2 separate regions of the Homo sapiens genome follow, and region 2 is linked to region 1. A link is a loop called in an ENCODE intact Hi-C map of the cell type or tissue named here. Cell type or tissue: prostate gland. All regions are shown on one strand. Each heading gives the region's core, and the rest is flanking DNA. Links, peaks and the distances in the headings are about the cores only.

Region 1 (5,382 bases), core at 236-5,235:
AACAACTTTATCAGCTGGAGTATAGTACTTCTGTATTGTTTCTTTTGTCTTTAGTCCTGCAGGCTCCACTCATTTCCAAGTTACTCAGATCATCACCTTTTCTCCTGCCTCCTTCAGTGAGGTTATGCCACATTGTAATACAGTTAGATTGTTTTGCCACAGGCTGGATTCCATCCTGGGATTACCAATCTCCCAACTGATAAATTCATAGTGTCATGTCTCCACAACTACAGTGCCTTATGAAATAATTTCACGGCTGTAAAACAATTCTGGGTGCTTTCCCTATTCCTCCCCTCTTCTTCCCCAATCCCCTGATGAACATAAATCTGTTTTCTATCTCTGTAACTCTTCCCTTACTAGAATATCATAAAATGAAATCATACAGTATGCAGTCTATTCATGCTGCCTCCTTTCACTTAGCAATATGCATTCAAGATTCATCCACATTGTTGTTTGGACTGAGGGTCCATTCCTTTTTAATTGTTAAATAGTATTCCATTGTATGGATATACCATAGATTGCTTATTCATTCACCTGTTAAAGGACATCTCAGTTACTTCCATGTTTTGGCAATCATCGATAAAGCTGCTATAAACATTTGAGTGCAAGTTGTTGTGCAGATATAAGTTTTCACATCAGTCGGGTAAATACTTTGGAGTGCAATTGCTGCATTATATAGTGAGAGTATGCTTAGCTTTGTAGAAACTGTCAGACTGTCTTCCAAAGTGGCTGTACCATTTCTCTTTCCCACCAGCAGTGAATGAGACTTCCTGTTGCTCCATATCCTCACCAGAAATTGCCATTGTCAGCTTCTGGGATTTTCGCCATTCTAATAGATGTATACTTGTGTCCCATTGTTGTTCATTCCACTTTTAAAAATCCACATTGGAGCATGGCCAATTTGGAAACAATTTTTCACTGGCCCTGGATTTGATGTTGCTTTTTTTTTTTCTTTGAGATGGAGTTTCACTCTTGACGCCCAGGCTGGAGTGTAGTGGCCCATGTTCTCAGCTTACTGTAACCTCCACCTCCGGGGCTCAAGCAATTCTCCTGCCTCAGCCTCCTTAGTAGCTGGGATTATAGGCGCCCGCCACAATGCCTGGCTAATTTTTTTGTATTTTTAGTAGAGATGGGGTTTCAGCATGTTGGCCAGGCTGGTCTCGAACTCCTGACCTCAGGTGATCCACCCCCCCTCTGCCTCCCAAAGTGCTGGGATTACAGGCATGAGCCACCGTGCCCAGCTGACATTTTTTTTTAAAGATAAGATTTTACGTGTCCTTTGCAGCGACATGGATGCAGCTGGAAGCCATTATCCTCAGTGAATTAACACAGGAACAGAAAACCAAACACCACATGTTCTCACTCATAAGTGGGAGCTAAACTTTGGGTACTCATGGACAAAACAATGGCAACAATAGAAACTGGGGAAGAAACTGAGGCAGCAAGTGTTGAAAAACTATTGGGTACTATGCTCAGTACCTGGATGGTGGGATCAATTGTACCCCAAGTCTAAGCATCACACATGTATACTCATATAACAAACCTGCATATATGCCCCCTGAATCTAAAATAAAAGTCTAAATTACGGCCGAGTGTGGTGACTCACGCCTGTAATCCCAGCACTTTGGGAGGCTGAGATGGGCAGATCACTTGAGGTCAGGAATTTGAGACCAGCCTGGACAACATGGTGAAACCCCGTCTCTACTAAAATACACACAAAAAATTAGGTGGGCGTGGTGGCTGATGCCTGAAATCCCAGCTACTCTGGAGGCTGGGGCAGGAGAATCGCTTGAACCTAGAGGCAGAGGTTGTGGTGAGCCAGCCGAGATTGGGCCACTGCACTCCAGCCAGGGTGACAGAGCGAGACTCTGTCTCAAAAAAAAAAAAAAAAGTCTAAATTATTTTTTTAAAAGATATTTTTTCAAGGCCAAAAGTCTTAATGGAAACAGCAGCAACTGATTCCTCAGTGTACCTGAATCCATGGACTTTGTTAGTATGTAAACAGAAGTGTCCAGTTGCTTAAGGCCTGTAAGGAAATAATAAAGTGAACAGAGAATGGGGGAGAATACAAGATCAGCTTTCGTCAGAGCAAAAAATAATTTTTTAATACTTCATTAAAATAATTAGGCCAAGCATGGTGACTCACGCCTGTAATCCCAGCACTTTGGGAGACTGAGGCGGGTGGATTGCTTGAGCCCAGGAGTTTCAGACCACCCTGGACAACATGGTGAAACCCTGTCTCTACAAAAAAAAATACAAAAATTAGTGGGGCGTGCTGGCACATACCTGTCATCCTAGCTACTTAGGAGGCTCAGGCAGGAGTATTGCTTGAGCCCAGGAGGCAGAGGTTACAGTGAGCTGAGATCATGCCATTGCACTGTAGCCTGGGTGACAGAGTGAGACCCTATCTCAAAAAAATAATAATCACAGTTAAGAGAAACGCAGGTAAAGAGGCAAAAACCTGTTACTGATGGGATGCATTGGGAGATGGTGTGGAATTCCCACTGGGTACAGCACCATTTGTTTATGAACAAAGATTCAAAGGTAAAAGTCCACCTTCCATCTCTCATGAACTATTTCACAATTACAACGTTCCATGTAGTGTGATGCAAGTTTTCAACACCCTGATGCTGAGAGCAGCTGGCTGGGGGTGGAGTGGGAGGGGAAGACGAGTGGGGACTGGAAGGGACAGTCCCCGCCAGTCCCACACTCATCTCGCTGAGTAAAGATGAGCCCCTAAGCCACGGGGGCCTCTGCTTGGCTAGTTGCTCTGCCAGCCCATTAATACTCGACTACTTAGTACAGGGGCCCGGACAGGGACAGTGCCACCCCAGGCCTGGACAGCACAATGCCAGGTAGTGCTTCTACTGTGCTGTGCCTGATTCACAGGCCTGATGGCTTCTCCAGGAGTCCCATCCTGAAGGCACGAGCTAGTCTATTTCAGGCAAGTTCTTCCTGTTTTCCAGCAGTCTCTGACTTACTTGGCTCCCCTCCCTCCTTCCTTACATTCCAGGCACAGATCTGTTTACACAACTGTACTTGATCTGAGAGAACAGTAGATGCCAGAAAAGGAAGCGCAAGCTCCCGCAGCTCCCCAGCACCCCTGCCTTCTTCCTCACCCACCCTTCCCTTCCCGCTCTTTCCCCTCTCCCCTTCCTCCTTGCCTTACTCACTGTTCATAAAATCTTTGGATCAGCCACAGAATCACATTCTGCAGCTTGAATCAAGATCTCCGGTCTCAGAGGAGACAACGCTGCACCCTCTGCTGACCTAGAAAATCTCCCCATCCTTCCTGTACATGGCATGTCTATTTTTAAAAGCCAGGAATAATTTTCTATTCCAGAATTTTCAATTGCAGTTTTTAAAATCTACCTAAAATGACACGGATGGATCTCAAAGTATCATGTTATATATGAAAGAAACCAGACGTTCAAAAGTACACTGTATGATTCTATTTTATATGAAGTTCAAGAACAGGCAAAACGAAGCCATGGTGATAGAGGTCGGAACCGTGGTTAAACCTGGAGTGTGGGGTATTGGCTGGAAGAAACGCAAAGACACATTCTGGATGTGGGAAATGTTTCATATCTTGATCAGGGTTGTGGTTACATGAGGGGTGTGTGTGTGTGTGTGTGTGTGTGTGTGTGTGTGTGCGCCTAAAAAGTCATCAAGCTGTACACTACATTGTGCACTTTGTATAAATTATATCTCAAAAAAGTACAGGAAAAAAGTTTCCCTGAAGTGAATGGACTAAACTGTGAATGCTGAGTGCAAAATAATAGATAGAAATCCCCCAGAGCCCTTCATTGAACAGAAGCCCAGAGAGGCTAAATGGCTTGCCTGCAGACACACAGCCAGTTAGGGCCAGACTCTGATAAGAGGCAACAGAATATGCTGCCTAGTTCCCTATGGCTGGGATAATTTCTTCTATCTAGGTAGTTTTCTTATTTTCAAAGGGAAGTTTTAAGGCATTTTCTTACTGGAAGGGGGTTGATCAGATTACAGCACCTGGACCCATCTATTCCATGAGATGTAGGTCAGAGTATGCTTAACACCTCATTCTACAATCTGTGGATGTCCACACCCTGCCCAAGATTTTTGCTGGGAAAATTGGAGTGGTGGGGTGTGTCAGGATTTACTCCTTCTCCTGTTCATATACTGTCAGGTCCCAAATCTCTGTTCTTCTCAGACTAAAAAGAAAAAAAAATACAGCTTCTTCTTTGATTTCCACATAGAGTCACAGAGCAGATATTTATCATGCATTTTAATCCAGCCTTCCTAGATTTGAGACCTTGAACACCTGGGAGTCTCTGTGGAGCTGGTTTGCTGTGCTAGCCTCTCTTGCCTCCAGGGCTCAGGCAAGTCTCCCAGGGAAACAGAGAGATGAAATCACCAGAGACCCTGAATCAGGGGTAGTGACACTGGTGAAGGTGGTGGCAGCTACACACAGGTTTCAGAGAGAGCAGTGGCAGGACCTTAGGCAAGGTGGCCTATATCCTGCCATAAAGGTTATCTCATCAGCTGGCTCCGGATGTCTTGGAGAAGTAACTCGGCTGGTTAACCCTAAGGGGAGGTGAGGTACGGAGGGCATGGGTGTTGGTGGGAGACCAGGCAGCCACAGAGGTGGCCTTGGAGGCCTGCCTCCAAGGAGATGGTGGTGCATACTGCAGCATCTATGCTAGAAATGACCACAGTGTGGGCTCCACCGGGCCCATTCTGGGGTGAATTGGGCATGACCGTTTACCATAAAGTCTCCAGCCCAGTTCTCTGGTCCCCAGGAGTTCTTCGATCCAGCTAATACCCTTTACCAAATGCATTTGCTCCTCAACTAGCCAGAATAGGTTTCTGTTGCTTACAACTTGGAACCTGGCAGGATGGTGGTAATTTTGTATGTAATAAACCCTGCTGAAGATTTGGAGGAAACAGGATTGCTTATATCACACCAATGCAGACAAGCAAGTTTCCATAGAACCTGAGATGTACATGTCCTCAAACCCCTTTGGAAGCTCCACCAGGCAATTCTCCCCCATCATGCACCCTCACCCTGCCCTGAAAAGCCCCAGGTTCACCAGATCAGGCCAACTCCTTTCACTATTTCCTCCCTTTCAGAAGCAAGGCAAAACTTCTCTCATTTTCTCCAGCCAGAGCACTGGGGCCACCTCTGTGGCTGCCTGGTCTCCCACCAACACCCATGCCCTCTGTACCTCACCTTCCCTTAGCAGTTAACCAGGAGAGTTGGTTCTCCAAGAAGGCTGGAGCCAGCTAGTGAGATAGTAACTTTTATGGCAGGAAATAGGTCACAGAGGTGTGAGCAGAGGTGTGGCCATACTGTGCCACGCCTTCTATCCTCTTGTGTGGCAAGCCTAGAGGCCAAGTGATGAT
Region 2 (5,382 bases), core at 166-5,165, 55 kb before region 1:
TAAATTATGTTTGAAGTTTGAAGCAAAAATTGTAACATTCTCATGTGACTGTCTATGTAGAGGAAATAGTCAACTATATTATACATATCAGAAGGTAAAGGGAGGTAACATTTCTATCCTTCACCCAAATGGGCAAAAGTTGACACTAGTAGATTTTTGGTAAGTTTAATGTAATACCTAGAGCAACCAGCAAAAAAAGCTATACAAAGAAATGTACTCAAATGCACAAATAAAATAGAATGCCAAAAAAGTACAACCTGCAGGAAGGCAGGGAAGAGAAAATGAAAATATAAAACAAAGTAAAACGGCAGATTTAAACTTTAACATAACAATAATTGCATTAAATGTAAATGGTCTCAGCACCAATTAAGAGATTGGCAGAGTATATTTTTAAATGGCCCAACTATATGCTATGAGAAACTTCAGTGAAAACAATATATGTGGGTTGAAAGTAAAAGGATAAAAAAATATATACTATGCAAAAATCAGAGGAAAGCAGGAGTGACTACATTAATATTAAATAAGATAAATTTCTGAGCAAAAAGAAAAAAAATTGCCAAGGTCAGAGAGGAACATGACATTATAATAAAAGGATCAGTCCAACCAAAAGACCCCAGCAATCATAAAGGTGCATGCAACAAGTAACACAGCTGCAAAAAATGTGAGGCAAAAACTGGTAGACCTTAGAAGAGAAATAGGTAACCCAAAATTATAGTTGGAGAGTTAAGCACCATTCTCAATAATTTATAGGGTAACTAGACAGGAAATCAGCAAGGATATTGAACTCAGTAACCACCAACAGGATCTAATTTGCATTTATACGACACTTCACAGAACGGTAGCAGAATACACCTTCTTTTCAAGTGCCTACTGAACATATACCAAGGTAGACTATATCCTGGTCATAAAACAAACTTCAACACATTTAAAAGAACTGGAATAAAACTGAGAGACCACAATGGGGTCAAACTAGAAGTCAGCGACAGAAAAATAACAGGAAAATCTCCTAACACTTGGAAACAGTGCAACGCACTTCTGAATAAGCCATGAGCCAAAGAGGGAGTCTCAATAATTGTTGAAAATATATTGAACTGAATAAAAATGTCAAAATTTGTGAGATGCAGCTAAAGTTGTGCTGAGAAAAAACTTTGTGGCACTAAAATTCTAATATCAGTAGAGGAGAAAGAAATCTCAATAATTTGAGCTTGTACTTCAAGAAATTTAAATGAAGAGCCAAGTAAGCCCAAAGCAAGCAGAAGGAAGGAAATAAGAAGCGCAGAAATCAGTATTGAAAACAAAAAGCAATAGAGAATATCAGTGAAACAAATTACTGGCTCCTTAAATAATAAAAGCCACAAACCTCTAATAAGACTGACAAAACAGAAAACACCATTAATGGGAATGAAACAAGGGATGTCACTTAATAGACATTGAAAGGATAACTAGGGAATACTAGCTACAACTCTACATACATAAATTTGAAAACTCAGATGAAATGGGCAAATTCCTAGGAAACGTATCCTAGGAAATTCTCAGTATGACATTTGTAATTTGAATAGCTTATTTAATGATTTAATTCATAGTTTAAAATCTGAAGAAAAAAAAAAAAACTCCAGGCTCTGAGATTGACTGGAGAATTCTGCCAGACATTTAAAGAATTCACACCAATCCTATACAATCTCTCCCAGAAACTAGAAGAGAAAGGAACATTACCCAGCTCTTTGTATAAAGCCAATATTACCCTGATACTAAAACCAAAGAGCACAAGAGAATACAGACCAGTATTCCAAATTCGTACAGATGCAAAAATTTTTAATAAAATGTTAGCAAATTGAATACAGGAGTATATAAAAGGAATTATTACCAAGTGGGGGTTATTCCAGGGATGCAAGGACTAGCTCAATATTTGAAAATCTTTATATAATCCATCATTTTAATAGGCTAAAGAAAAAAATCTCATGACCATAGCAAATAATGCTGAAAAATCACCTGTATTATGGTCTCTGCTTTATGCCTGTTGTCTATCTGACAAAGCTTGAATCTTAAAGATTAGGTTTAAATAAAGGGAGGAAAACTTAAAAGGCATTGAAAAGGACTAAGGAATTGGTAATAATCACTAAAAATGGAATTTTGTTCATTAAGTGTTAAAAGCTTGTCATTGAAAATGAAAATACATATGGGTAAAGGTGATAACACCTATTTTCCCCCTTTGAAAGGTGATAGGTTGCAGTGATGTAATATGCAAATGTGAGGCAGAAATGGTGATATGGTGTTTCTTCATTACCTCCCAGAACAACTGTGTCTGAGCATGCTGGGCAGCTGGAGAGGTCACCCTGGACAGTTAACCACGCTCTTTATTTCCAAATCCATGATCAAATGGCAGGAGGCAAAATCCATCCGTTGTCAGTGCAGGAAGGACCCACTCAATGGGGTTCCTCTCTGCATTTGGGCGTCTTCGGTAATAGATGCTTCCCATGTCCCAGTTTATTTTCACAAAATTTGTTTCTCAGCGAGGAGAGAAAGGGAACTCGAAATCAAAAAAGAGTAAGGTGAGAGAACCCAATTTAAAAACAACAGAAGCAGCAGCAAAGTGCCAAATCACATCAAAGGTACGACACATCATTTTAAGTGGATTCTGACTCACACTTTCTTCATAGATGCTACATCTGCTGCTTGCGTGGGCTTCTTGGTTCCATTTTAACCCTGAGGGAGGTGCAATGACATAGTATTGTGCTTTTCTCTCTCCAGGTCATCTTATGTTAGGTGTGTTAGGCACAGGCAGAAAAAAAATGTACCTCACTGGAAAGACACAACTCTTTATAAATCCCAATTCCCAACTGTGCTTACCTGTTTCCCTGTTTGCTGCAGTAACCTGACAGGAGAAGCAGGGTAGATCAGGAAACTACTAGAAAAGCATCGGCCTGGTTTATAGGCAAGTCAGCTGCCTTCCCAGAGCCTTCGTTTACTTGTCTGTAGCCTGAAGGGGGCGGTGGATCGTACTGTATCTAGCCTTGCCACCACTCCTTACGTTTGTACACTAGTTTTATTTTAGTGAAAGTTTCAGAAGAATCGAGGACTAGATCTCTTCCTAAAGCCTCAGCAGGGATGGAGCAGTGAGTTGCTGTTGTACTTGAAAATCACCATTGGGTATCCCATGGCTCAGACTTTAAGAAACTTTCATCTTCAAACACAGGAATTTCTATAAACAGTTTTTACAACTGTTCACTCGCCCTGCTGGAAGCACTTAGCTTTGTGAAGCTCCCATTCCATTATCAGAATTCTGAGCAAAAATTGGCTTCACTGAGCAGCCACTCATGGGGCCTGGTTGTGCCCTTGGGGCTCTCCAAGAACAAGACAAAGACTTTCCTCTTGACAGCCCTTCAGATGTTTGAAGACGAGCAGTCAGTCCAGTCCTTGGACTCTGCTCTTCTAGGCTTGACGTCCCCAGCATGGGTTCCCCGGGACTCAGTCTTCTCTTTAAAAAGATGGCGGTAGGGATAGCAATGCCTGTTCACACGCCGTCTTTCTGTCTTTAATCTGTGGCTCTTGGTCAGTATATTACAGTAGGGGTTTTTGTCCTCTGTTGAAGAATCAGCTTTATATAAAATGTCTGGTTTACAAAATGCTGGTCAGTAATTCTGATCCACAGAAGAATACAGTGCTGCTTGTTAAAAATGGGCCCTTAGGGGAGCAGGTGATATGATTTGAAAAGCTCATGGCCAAGGGTCTCTGGCCAAGCTTCAATGAACTACTGCCGGGCACTATGGCTCACACCTGTGATCCCAGTACTTTGGAGGTTGAGGCAGGAGGATCGCTTGAGACCAGGAGTTCAAGACCAGCCTGGTCGACATAGCGAGATCCTGTCTCTACAAACAAATAAATTATCTGGGCATGGTGGCACACACCTGTAGTCTCAGCTGCTCAGGAGGCTGAGGTGGGAGGATGGCTTGAGCCCAGGAGTTGGAGCCAGCAGTGAACGATGATCGCACCACTGCACTTCAGCCTGTGTGACAGAATGAGACCCTGTCTCCGAAAACAAACAAGCTTCACACCTCACAGGATTGAAATTGCACCTGTAGTCACAATGCACTCCTGTTCACAGGCAGCTAGCTGCAAGGGCAGTGGTTGAGTGGGAGAAAATGTTAGTTTGCTGTTGCCAAACCAAGTATAGGCTCAAGAAACTCCGGGCCCAAGAGGCATACTTTGGAGGGAGAAGGTGAGACCCTGCTGTGGTGGGGCATAAATAAGCTAACGGGTGGTGGGGACAAGGGAGAGGAATAATGTGGTGTGGGAAAGATGTCCACATCTGAGTCGTAATCCCTGCTCTGTTCCTAACTCACCTTGTATCCCAGGAGCTGACTGGCATTCAACCTCTCTGGCCATCATCTTCTTCATATGTAAAAATGAGACTAGATCCATATGTAAACATGAGACTAGATCCTTCCTTTGTGTAGTCAGGATCCATTCGACACGTATTAAAGCTCACTTACTCTGACAGACTCTATAATATGCTCTGAAAGTTTTATAGTGAGCAGAAACAGGTGTGAGCTTTTCCTGGGGTTCACAGTCTAGCAGAGTTTGCTGAAGTGCAGAGCAAGGGAGATTGAAAACAGGAATATTAAGAGGTAGGGAGGGGGCCAGGTCTCATAAACACATCAAGGGTTTTCATCTTTATCCTAAGAATAACTGGAAACTTTCACTCTGGATATATTACAAGAACTGGAATGGAAATCCCTTTAAATAAGGGGTCTCATGAACTTGAATGGGAAAAAAAATGAACCTTTTTGTTTCTACTAACCCCTAACTCAAATTTAGCCTTTTCTTCAATGATAAATGTAGACAACAAACTGTGATGGAAATAGCTCTTAGCCGGGATTCTGCCACATATAGAAATCAGATATATTATCACATTATAGTTGTTACAATTGTCTCAAAATGTCATTTACTTTCACTACTTTGAAATTACAATAGCTGTAGACCTACCAGTAAGTCTTGTTACTTACAGCGTGAAGAAACACATTTATTACTATCTCGTAAATTTGTCTTTTAAAAGGTTGTAAACTTTTTCAATATAATTGATTTCCTTTGTAATCCTGTGTACTTGGTTTTATGCATTTACAAATGTTATTCTTAAAGATTTTCAGAGACAAAAAAGGTAAAGAATGTTTGGTTTGAAATAAATGACCAAATAGGAGTTCTGTCTCCAGCAGTATGACAAATTAATGTGAATAAACCCCTCAATGGGAACAAATGAAATGCTGGATGTGATTTTATATACACTTTCCTTAGATGATAAATAAAGAATCTGCAGAGTCCCAAAAAGAAGGGAAAACCAGCTATTGTATGAAAATGTCTGCAGAATCATGTAGAGCTTGAGAATCT

What was found. Peaks named below come from ENCODE experiments on the same cell type or tissue, not always from the same donor. Only the 100,000 strongest peaks of a DNase experiment are listed, where the experiment ranks them.
Region 2: a loop joins it to region 1, with 3.0 times the contacts of the local background. A loop is called at or near these places in 2 of 110 quality-filtered maps.

Annotation. Positions count from the first base shown.
Region 1 is chr2:106,028,330-106,033,711 of GRCh38, reverse strand. No RefSeq gene overlaps it. Among named protein-coding and RNA genes, the nearest start is that of ECRG4, 35 kb to the left of the region's middle. In prostate gland, for the core only: no CTCF peak of the experiment used is centred there; a DNase peak (open chromatin) is centred at 2,981; H3K27ac peaks cover 1,180 bases.
Region 2 is chr2:106,083,137-106,088,518 of GRCh38, reverse strand. No RefSeq gene overlaps it. Among named protein-coding and RNA genes, the nearest start is that of ECRG4, 20 kb to the right of the region's middle. In prostate gland, for the core only: a CTCF peak has its summit at 2,983 (motif pointing right); a DNase peak (open chromatin) is centred at 2,968.